2 separate regions of the Mus musculus genome follow, and region 1 is linked to region 2. The links are chromatin loops, found by intact Hi-C in ENCODE. Cell type or tissue: heart. All regions are shown on one strand. Links, peaks and the distances in the headings refer to the core of each region. The heading gives the core; the rest is flanking DNA. Region 1 overlaps Isg20l2 (interferon stimulated exonuclease gene 20-like 2). Region 2 holds the start of Ntrk1 (neurotrophic tyrosine kinase, receptor, type 1).

Region 1 (5,369 bases), core at 164-5,163, 140 kb before region 2:
TGGTATCCGGGAAGTGTCTCTGGTGAGGGACTTGGGATGAAAGTACTGTAGGGCTTTGTAGTCATTGTGAATGGCATGCCCTATCACTACCTTCCCTGAGAGTATCTTCAAGATCTAGAATGGGCACATAAGGAGGTAATGAGAAGCCATACTCAAAGGTGGAGCTCCTTAGATTGTGAAGGCCCAATATGGCCATCACCAACATACCACCCCATCACCTCCACCCTCACCCCATTCTTGAAATGCCCCCTTCCACAACTGTTCCTCCTTCAGAACTCCAGCTCTCCCTTCCCTAGAGAACTGCTATGCAATCCTGTTTGGATCTACATCACCAGAGGTCCCTTACATGTTTAGTAACTTCCATCCCAACAATGGTTATCAGCATTCTCCCATCCCCGAAGAACCTGAGGCCTTGTATATGCCAAGTAAATGCTCTACCACTGACCATTATCCCTAGCTGCTTCCTTCAGTCTCCAATGGGACATAAAGATGCTGATCATGGGGCTGAAGTTAAAGTGTGTACTCTACAAGAGGACTAGAGTTCAGTTCCTGGCACTTATGTAGAGTAACTCAAAACTGCCTGTGACCACAGTTTGAGAGGACCTGACATCCTCGTTGGGTCTCCGAAGGCACTGCACACACATGTAAAACCACATATACACACAACTAAAGATAAATCCTTTAAAAAAAATTAATCACTATGCAAGGTTATATAATCCTACAATTCCAGCACAAAGACAGCTGAGGCAGGCAGACTGAAAGTTACAGAATGAATGGGCTGAGCTACAAGAGACTTCTCGAAAAAAACAGGGTTGGCGGGGCTGTAGAGATGGCTCAGCAATTAAGAGCACTGTCTGCTATTCCAGAGGTGATGAGTTCAATCGCCAGCAACCACACAGTGGCTCACAACCATCTGTAATGGGATCTCATGCCCTCTTCCGGCAAATAAATCTTAAAAAAACAAATTAAAAAAAAAAAGGTGGTGGGGGGTTTAAATCTGGGAATGTGGCTCAGAGTGCTTGCCTAGCATGTGTAAAACCCTGGGTTCCAGCACCACAATAACTGTGCACATTGGCACAGGCCTGTAATCCCTATACTTGGGAGGTCACAGTAGGAAGAACTGAAGTTAAAAGTCATTTTTGGCTCCACAGAAGGTCTGAGACTAGACTGAGATACATGAGGCTAGCCTGGGATATATGAGCACCTGCTCCAAGGTGGTAGGCCAGTAAGATGGACCCCGAAAATAAAGAGTCTTTTTTTTTTTTTTTTTTGGTTTTTCAAGACAGGGTTTCTCTGTGTAGCCCTGACTGTCCTGGAACTCACTTTATAGACCAGGCTGGCCTCGAACTAGAAATCCACCTGCCTCTGCCTCCCAAGTGCTGGGATTAAAGGCGTGCGCCACACTGCCTGGCGAAGATAAAAATTCTTGTCACCACGTTTGATGATCTGCGATGATCCCTGAGACCCACATGAGAGAACCAGCCACCACAAGTCACCCTCTAACCTCTGCACTCATGTCATGACACACTCCATCTTCACAAAATGAGAGAGAAAAAAAGCTAAGAAAGCAAACAAACAATAGCCATTGAAAGAGTAAAGCTGGGGCTGGAGAGATGGCTCAGTGGTTCAGAGCACTGACTGCTCTTCCAGAGGTTCTGAGTTCAATTCCCAGCAACCACATGGTGGCTCACAACCATCTGTAATGAGATCTGATGCCCTCTTCTGGTGTGTCTGAAGACGGCTACGGCGTACTCATATAAATAAAAAAAAAAAAGCTGGGCGTGGTGGCACACGCCTTTAATCCCAGCACTCGGCAGGGGCAGGCGGATTTCTGAGTTTAAGGCCAGCCTGGTCTACAAAGTGAGTTCCAGGACAGCCAGGGCTACACAGAGAAATCCTGTCTTGGAAAAAAAAAAAAAGAGTAAAGCTGTAGATGGGGTTTTCTGGATACTTTTCTTGAAACCAACTAAAGTCTCAGCATTTAAAATCTTACAGGTTCTGCAGGCCATACTCAAAACGGTACTGTGAAAGCAGCAGCAGTCCTGCAGTTTTCAGGGGACCCACTTAGTAAGGCATCTGGGCTCATCTCAGATTCATAACCCCAGCTTAATCAAGGTGAAATTCTTGGTGATGAACACCACACAGTGTGTCTTTGCCCGGGTAGGTTCAACCAACAAGCATCTGCTCTGTGCTCTGCTCAGTCTCCCCCAGCACGCGCTTCATCTTGTCTGGCCCTTAGCTGCCCTCACTGAAGCTGGGCCCTCTCCTACACGTCTACGCAACTGTGCCCTGGCATCTCTTTCCTTTTGTTTTTGAGAAACCCCACTGTGTAGTCCTGGCTCGCTTCAAGTTTAAAGCTCCACCTGCCCCTGCCTCCTCAGTGCTGGGATTAAAGGTGTGCACCAACATGCCTGGTACTTCCTGCCTTTTTAAAAACCCCTAGCTACTTCATCTCTTATAAACTTCCTTCAGTGGACTGTCTGGCATTAAAAGAATCATTGGAGGAGCTGGGGATGTGGCTCAGCTGGCATAGCGCTTGCCTGTCATGATACGGCCTTGGGTTGTATCTGTGCAAACCATGTGTGGTGGCACATGCCTATAATCATAGCACTCAGGAGATAGGTACAAGAGAATCAGAGGACCAAAATAATCCTTAGCTACAAATTCAAAGCCAGCTTGAGCCAGCCTAGGCTACATGAAGCCCTGTCCAAGAAAAAGAATTCCTGAAGTGTGTCTAGAGAAAGCAAATTCCCCAATTGCAAAGCAGAGCAATGGTGCCCTCTGGTGGCCACCCAGCACCAGCAGGTTCTCTACCTTTGGAACTGGTTTTGGGGAGGGAATGTAGGAGTTTAGAGAGGTGGATTAGAGAAGAAGAACTAGAATGCTGCATACAGGGCTCAATGGGCTATTCTGGGGGAATTCTGAAAGAGGATAACGCCAAGAGAAATGCAACAATGAAGGCCTGGCTCATCAGAGCCCAGAGAACTTGAATGAGGCTGAATTAAAAAATAATGGACTGTTTGGCAGAAGATACTTCTACACGGGGTACTGTTCAAGGCTATGTAAAGGCGACTGCTCCCTGTTCTTATCCACATCTACAGTGAGAGAGCAAGTAGGATAGTAAACTAGTGGGGGGGGGGGGAGAACAGTTTGCTGGGGAAAAGACCATATACCATACACTCAAAGTTACAGGCTATGAAAAGTGATGCCGCCACTGGGACAAGGGGTAAAGTGCATAAAGGGCAAGACTCTGCCCACAGGGGAGGAAAAATCACTTCATTTAAATGGAGAAAGCCGAATCAGCACTTAGGAAAGTTCTTAATTAATATTTAATCAGAGTGCCGGGTGTGGTGGCACACACCTTTAATCCTAGCACTTGGAGGCAGAGGCAGGCGAATTTCTGAGTTCAAGGCCAGCCTGGTCTACAGAGTGAGTTCCAGGACAGCCAGGGCTACACAGAGAAACTCTAAAAGTCTCAAAAAAAAAATTTATTCAAAGCAAACAGATGTCCCCACAACTTTAGTTTTAGGGGCCCAGACTACATTTTGAACTGGAAGCAAAACTTTTCTGCAACACGTGGCACTGATTTTTAGGGCATTAAAAAAATGCAAAAAATAAGGGGGTAATGGGGGCTTGCATGAAGGCCATTTAAGGGGAGGTCATGTGTGACAGACAGGAGTGGTGCCCTTTCAAGGAGGCTCCTGCACAAAGCTGTAAAGGTGAAACCTAAGTTACAATGGAGGATCTGGGGCTTTGGAAATGCCAGGACCACAGTGTACTTGTCAAGTACACTACAGGCACAAAGTGAAGCTAGCCCAACAGAGGGGCTCTGTGTGCTACAGGCAGGAGAGCTGCAAGGGCCAGCCTACAGCCTATAGCCTGGCAGTCCAGATAATGTGATGACCAGTGCAGAGTGCTGGACATGGAACTGGAGGCTCTGGTGTTTGCCCCGTTGTCTTTTCCAGCTATGCCATGCATTTCCTCCAAATGCCACAAGGCTTACGGTCCTGGATGCTCTAAGCAAGCCTGGAGGGAGGAGCAAGGCAGCGAGCAATTCCATGGCCTCGTCTTCAGTTCCTGCCTCCAGGTTTCTGCCTTGAATCCTGCTCTGATTTCTTCTTGGACTACAATTGTAAGCTAAAATAAACCCTTCCCTCCCCAAGTTGCTTTTAGTCAAAGTGTTTTTATCACAGCAATAGAACCTCTAAGAGAAGCCAGACAGTGGTGGTGCACACCTTTAATCTCAGCACCTGGGAGGCAGAGGCAGGCGGATTTCTGAGTTCAAGGCCAGCCTGGTCTACAGAGTGAGCCAGGACTATACAAAGAAGCCCTGTCTCAATAAAACCGAAAAGGAAAAAAAAAAGAGAGAGAGAAAGAAACTGGTTCTAGGTTGTCGGGTATTGCTGATGTAACACTAACCATGTGTTTTGGGGAGGATTGAAAAAGGACTTTGGAAGTTGGCACTGGAAAACCACCTAGTGTTCAAAGCTTAACGAGCTGTTGTGCAAACTTAGAGGAAGAATAATGCTGAGAGCAGTGCAGAGGATGAAGGCCTGGCTTGTAAAGTTTCAGAGAGAAGGTTGAAAGTTCCTTAAAGATTCTATTAAGGGCAGGCATAGCAGCGCATACCTTCCTTCTCAGCATTTGAGAAGCAGGGGCAAGACTGTCTCCGAGTTCATGGCCAGCCTACGAGATCGTGAGTCTCTGAACAGGACGCTTAAGCTGTGTAATGTTGGACTTTCTTTTCCTTTGACTGTGACTGTATCTATCCTGGCTCTTTTCTCTTGAAATAAAATACTTAACCTGTTTTTGATTTTCCAAGAACCCATAGTTATAAGACCTTAAAGAAATCAGGAATTCTAAAGACTTTAGATATTTAAGACTTTAAACTTTTTAAGTGTTTGAACTTTTAAAGACTATGGGACTTTTATTAAAGTTTGGAGTAAGTTTTATATTGTAATATTGATATTACTATGACATCTTGGGGACAACAAGAAAGGAAAGGTTGATTTAACAATGATATGTTTGTTAAGGTGACCAGGGTCAACTACTTAGTCATCTTGAGACATTTACCTGAGAAGAGAGAACCTTATTTGAGAAAATGTCTCCACTTGTCTGTAGACAAGTCTGTGCTGCCTTCTCTTTATGGTGACTGAAGCAAGTGCTGCCATCCCCAGACAGGTATTTCAAGAAAGCAGGCCGAACAAGCCAGGAGGGAGCAAACCAGCAGCAGCATTCCTTCATGGCTTCAGCCATGGAGTTCCGGCCTTGAGTGCCCACTCTAACTTCCCTCATGCTGGACTATTACTGAAATAAACCCTTCCTTCCCTCTTAAGGCTGCTTTTGGTCGTGGTGTTTTATCATAGCAA
Region 2 (5,369 bases), core at 80-5,079:
CCCTGGCTTGGTCCTGGAAGCCCCCACTTAGAAGAATGTTTTAAGACCCTTCCCGTTCCCAGAGTGTTGAGTTCCCAAACTCTGTATGGAGGACAAAGGCAGATTAAATGATGGCGTTATACACTTACTGTTTCCTCTTCTGTTGCTTCTTCTTTGTCCCACATAGCCCCTGGCAACCCATGAGGGGCTATTTGGTCTGCATTAGTCCCACTCCCACTCCCTAGGTGCCTTTGGTGAGAAGTGTGAATCTGAGGTATATCACTGAGTTACGGAGGAGAGGCAGTCCTCTCTCAGACAGCCCTCCTGCCCACAGTGGGACCCCAGGGTCCCCACCAACACAGATGAAAGCCTGGGGTGCCAGAGCTCAGGACTTGCCCTGGGTCTGCCTCTCCTGTCTCTGAGCCTACAATCCACACAGTAAGTCAAATTGCTTAATGGTGCCTGGTTTTCAGCTTCGATCCCAGCCTGCCTCTTATCAGTCAGTGGCCCTAGAAGCAACCTCCAATTCTCAGTCTCATTTTGGTTTAAACTCAGACTTTACTGGGATCGCGGTTTCACTAACAGCCGTGAGTTGAAGAACATCTGTTCGTTCCATTTCTAACTCCTTAACCTCTTAGGGGAGCTGAGAGAGAAAACTCTTCATATAACAGTTCTAGCTGGCAAAAAGTCCTTCTGAGAGCTGATCCTCGTCTTCCCGTCCCAATAAAGACTAACTAGGAATCAGTTGTGCTGCACACCTTCAACCCCAGCTCTTGAGAGGTGGAGGCAGGTGGATCTCTATGTTCAAGGCCGGCTTGGTCTACAGATAGAGTTTTAGGACAGCCAGGGTAACACAGAGAAACCCTGTCTGGAGACACCAAAACCAACCAACCAAAGACTAAGTTAAGTATAGGTGTTCTGGAGGGAGATGGGGGTTAGACGGACGTTGCTGGGGACTCACCCTCTAGTGTGTCCAGGCCAGATCCCAAGGACAGCAGGCTCATAAGCAAGTGTACTCCCCAGGGCCACAGAGCAGGCACTGCCATGACCTCAGCCCTGGTTGTCTTCCAGGTATCCTCCAGGGAGAAAGGAGGATGCAGACCCAGGTTCCAGTGTGAAGTGGCAGGGGTGGGGACGACGACGACACACAAAGGCAAAGGGATTAGAGATCTCAAATAGAGACCGCGGGAGATAGAAAAGAATTTCGGAACAGAGGAAACAAAGCCTGTGACAAGCAGCTAGAGACAGCCTCAGTGTGGTCCAGAGACAGATACTGGGACAGAGATGCAGATAGGAGTGGAGGAGCCTCAGAGAGGCATCCAGAGGGAGGATGATTCAGAACACAAAGATCCAGACAGTCCAGGCAGTCCTGAGGGGAGGCAGAGTGGAAGCCCCCGGTGAGCCCCGGGAGTGCCCCAAGGGGCGGCAGCGGGGTCCCGAGACACCCGCAGCACTCCACCCCGAGACACTCCGCGGACCTCCTGGACATGCAGACTTCCACTCTCGGTCGACCGGCCGCGGCTGGTGGGGCAGAAAGGCAGGGACCTCGCCCAGCTCCCGCCCTTTCCAGAAACGGATTGGTTTACGCCGCCGCCCGCCGACTTCTCTGTTCTCTCCGCCCCTCCCACCAAGTCAAGGGAAAATATTTAGCCTGTCAACTGAGGGAGGTGGGGGACAGATGTGTTGGGGAAATAAGGTTGGGGGCCAAGAACTGAGCTCTGGAACCCCTCTCTCTGTCTCAGTTTCCCTCTCTCCCCCATCCCCACCCCCCCAACCCGCTCGCTGCAGATCTGGAGGGAGCGGCTGGGCTCCCTGGCTTGATTTGCAGGGGAGTTCTGGAGTCCAACAGGTGTTTTGACATCTGCGGGGTAACTTCCCGCAGCCTGGACAGGTCGGACTCCACTGGTGAAACCTGAAGACCTCACCACTTCGACCTCACCACTTCGCCTCTCACAGCCCTTCCCAGCCTCCCGAGGCTACTTTGAACATACTTCCTTGGCGCGGGGTATGTCCCCGTCAAATCCCTTGGTTTTGGCTCAAATCCCTAGGAGACGAGTCGTTCTTCTCTCTGTGAGATTCCTCCTTCATTTGGTTACTTTTTTTTTTTTTGGTTTTTCGAGACAGGGTTCCTTTGTGTAGCCCTGGCTGTCCTGGAAGTAGACCAGGCTGGCCTCGAACTCAGAAATCTGCCTGCCTCTGCCTCCCATGTGCTGGGATTAAAGGCGTGTGCCACCACTGCCTGGCTCCATTTGGTTACTTTTAAGAACTCAGGATGCTTAGTGGGTCTCTATATATGTACTTATTCGGGGCCACTTGGAGGACAATTCATGATGGGATGATCTCTTAAACGCGACACTTATACGTGCAGTCAAGAAGGCCATTGCGCAAGACTTGCCATTTAGTGGCCTGGATGCTGGGCCTGAGACTTCCCAGGTTCACAAATACCGTGAGCCGATGGTTCCCAGCTCCCACGTCCGAAGAACTAAGAGATCTATTAATTTCTCCGCACAGAAATCGATGCTCTTGTCAGGACGGCGATCGATGCCAAGCTTGGTCTGCCTGGCCATGGCTCGGCTCTGGGGCCCCAGATGGATGGTTAGGATTGGGAACTGACCCTAAGACCAGAGGCACAGCTTAGAAAGGCTCAGAACTGCTCTTCTCCGCCCTCGAAGCCCCAGGCCGAGCGCAAACGCCGGGCGCGAGGGCTTCTAGCGCCACCCTGTGGTCTTTTGAGGACCGAGAGGTCTCCACTTTCCAATCTTCCTCCAATTGTGTTCTAAGGACTCTTCTCTCCCACTATTTTTCTCCCCAGGTTCTGCATCCAGCCATGCTGAGGCCCTCTCCCTTTCCTTACTAGGGTCTGGAGAGCGTTCACCTAACTTATTCCAAGTGACATGCACACCCTCTTAAGTAAAGTGCACCGTGAGGCTGGCTGGGATGACCTGGACTTCAACCCTTCCCTTGCTCAATTTCTCCACTTCCCCGCAAATCTGAAAATGCAGCTGTTTTACTGTGAGAAATAAGGTATCAGCTTCCTAGCTCCCCCAGCCTCAGAAGACACTTGTGAGGCAATCTATGGCAGCCCCCCGCCCCAGGTCTCCTGCAGCCGCGAGGGACATTAGGAAGGCGAGCTGGCATTAGGGCCTCAAAAGGGGAGGGGGCACTGGGGGCATTGGCAGGCGGGGCGGGGCGGGGCCGTGGGTGCCGCCCTCTCCTGGTGGCTAGTCTTTAACACCGCCCCGCGCACGTGTCGCGCGAGGCCGGGCGGCGGCAGCTAGGAGCGCACGGACGGCTGCGCGGCCCGAGCAAGGCGGGCGCCGCCGCGATGCTGCGAGGCCAGCGGCTCGGGCAGCTGGGCTGGCATCGCCCGGCCGCGGGGCTAGGCAGTCTGATGACTTCGTTGATGCTGGCCTGTGCCTCCGCCGCATCCTGTCGCGAGGTCTGCTGTCCCGTGGGCCCCTCGGGGCTGCGCTGCACCAGGGCAGGGTCCCTGGATACCCTCCGCGGCCTGCGGGGCGCCGGGAACCTGACGGAGCTGTGAGTGTGTGTCGTTCGGGGGAGGGGTGCGGGGTCAGGAGGGCACAGCCCTTCCCCGAGGGCGCGCACTCATTCACCTCTGGCTTGAGGGGTCAGGCTTGGCTGCTGTAGGAGACTGGCACGTGTAGCCTTTGGCTGTGCTGCGGCGGCTTCTCCCGCTGCCACCACCCTGGCAGAGCCGCGCAGTCACTGTCTGGATGTCGCTCAGGATTAAGGGTAGCTAACTGTGGTGCTGGTTTGGGGTAGAGCAAGACCGAAACTAGGTGGATTAGGCATTGGTCCAGCGATCTAGGATAAGAACCTTTTTGTGGGGTTCAATCAAGAGCCCAAGTTCCTAAGCCCATGGAGGAGTGGTTAGCTGTGCAGAATTTGGCAGTGTGGCACCTTTGCTATCTTCTTTTACTTAGGGGGAAGCCAGCCCCCAACCTCTTCCTTGTCATGCAGGGAATCCAGCTCTTCTCTGGATTTGTGATTGAGCTGGAGTTGGTGGGAGATGGTGAGGAACCAGCTTGGTGTCTGAGCTCTTTTTTCCTTTCCACTGACCACAAGTCTCCTTGATTTGGATGCGGGAAGCAGGGAACGAAACCCCTTTGCTTCTCTCTCTGCTCACCCATCTCTCCTTTCACCTTTGTCTCCCTTCTTGTATCAGGGAGTCAGGGCTGTTGCTGAGTGATTTTCCCATTTTCCAGGTCCAGAGCTGGGAGGAACCTTCAGCTCTGCAGTACTTAGACAATGTGCAATAATCGGTTACAAAATACTCAAGTACTTTGTAGCAGCTAGTGAGACCTTTGAGAGTATAATTGACCTGAAGGAACTCCGCATCACACAGTGATGGCTGGAAAATACTTGAGTATTCTGCACGCTGGTGGAGCTAGCAGCCTGCAGTGATTGGCACCGAGTTACTCGGGCATCTTGTGGTAATTAACGGAGGTACTCAATCTCTTTCTAATGGCCCTAGGGAGACCAAGAAGAGAGGAGATGGCCTTGTCTTGGTCTGGGTCTAGGCTCCTGCAGGATGGGATGGGGTTTGAAGTCTAGATGGTTACTCCCCGGCCTGTCCATTCAAACCAGAGTCCAGCCTCCTGATTGTTTCCATCAATGTTCTCGTTCTTCAGAGCCTTTCAAGACTCCAAGGGAGTCCAGCCCAGGGACAGGGGTAGTGGGCAAGCCTAGATTATTGAGGAAGAGGCTGGCAGGGTGGTGAGCTGAAATGTTCACCCCCCTGGGTGGGGCCTGATCCTCCCAACTCCTCCTGCACAATCCTCTCCCTCCTCCCTCACCCGCATAGCTAACAGGGAGCTAATGGACTCAAATAGACAGATTGATTATGAATCTGAACAAATGAGGCGGCATGAAGCACACACACTGCCTGACAGCTCACACATACCCGGCTACATAGATCTTCTTAGCAACTCCCTGGGTCTCTATAGCTTGAAACCCTTGGGGGCAGAACAGGGATCTGGACTCCCTCAACGTGGCTAGCAACAATTCCTTAGAACTCCAGGGGGAGGACAGACACATAGCCATCCTATGGGGAACAAGGCTGGGATCAGGGAAGCACAGGGTCCCTTGGACTGACTGGTTCCCTTACTCCTTTTTTTTTTTTTTTAAGCCAAGGGAAAGTTCCCAAACAAGTCTGTCTGTCTGTCTGTCTGTCTTTTGCCTCCCTGGTTCTCAGCCCTTATCTCTGTCTTGGGGTCTCCATCTCCTTATCTGTGAGTCCATCCACTCCAGGATCCTCTCTCCCTTCCTGGGTCCCTCACGATTAAGGAGGGGCTCGGGGAGCGCCCAATGGCTCTATGCTTCTTGCTTGGTTTGGCAAAGTGCTGGAGAGGAGAGAGTAGGGGTTGCTG

What was found. A loop is a pair of places that touch in the nucleus more often than their neighbours do. Peaks named below come from ENCODE experiments on the same cell type or tissue, not always from the same donor. Only the 100,000 strongest peaks of a DNase experiment are listed, where the experiment ranks them.
Region 1: it touches region 2 in a loop (2.0-fold over the local background); 2 of 42 quality-filtered maps call a loop at or near these places.

What each region holds. Positions count from the first base shown.
Region 1 is chr3:87,933,319-87,938,687 of GRCm38, reverse strand. It overlaps Isg20l2 (interferon stimulated exonuclease gene 20-like 2), which reads right to left. Exons shown (of 4, transcript NM_177663.4): 3 at 1-114. Among named protein-coding and RNA genes, the nearest start is that of Isg20l2, 5.7 kb to the right of the region's middle. In heart, for the core only: a CTCF peak has its summit at 2,779 (motif pointing left); a DNase peak (open chromatin) is centred at 2,737.
Region 2 is chr3:87,793,080-87,798,448 of GRCm38, reverse strand. It overlaps Ntrk1 (neurotrophic tyrosine kinase, receptor, type 1), which reads left to right and starts at 3,287. Exons shown (of 17, transcript NM_001033124.1): 1 at 3,287-3,516. The coding sequence starts at 3,305. Insrr (insulin receptor-related receptor) reads right to left here and starts at 1,498. Exons shown (of 22, transcript NM_011832.2): 1 at 941-1,498. The coding sequence starts at 1,025. In heart, for the core only: a CTCF peak has its summit at 2,698 (motif pointing left); no DNase peak of the experiment used is centred there; H3K4me3 peaks cover 2,302 bases; H3K27me3 peaks cover 5,000 bases.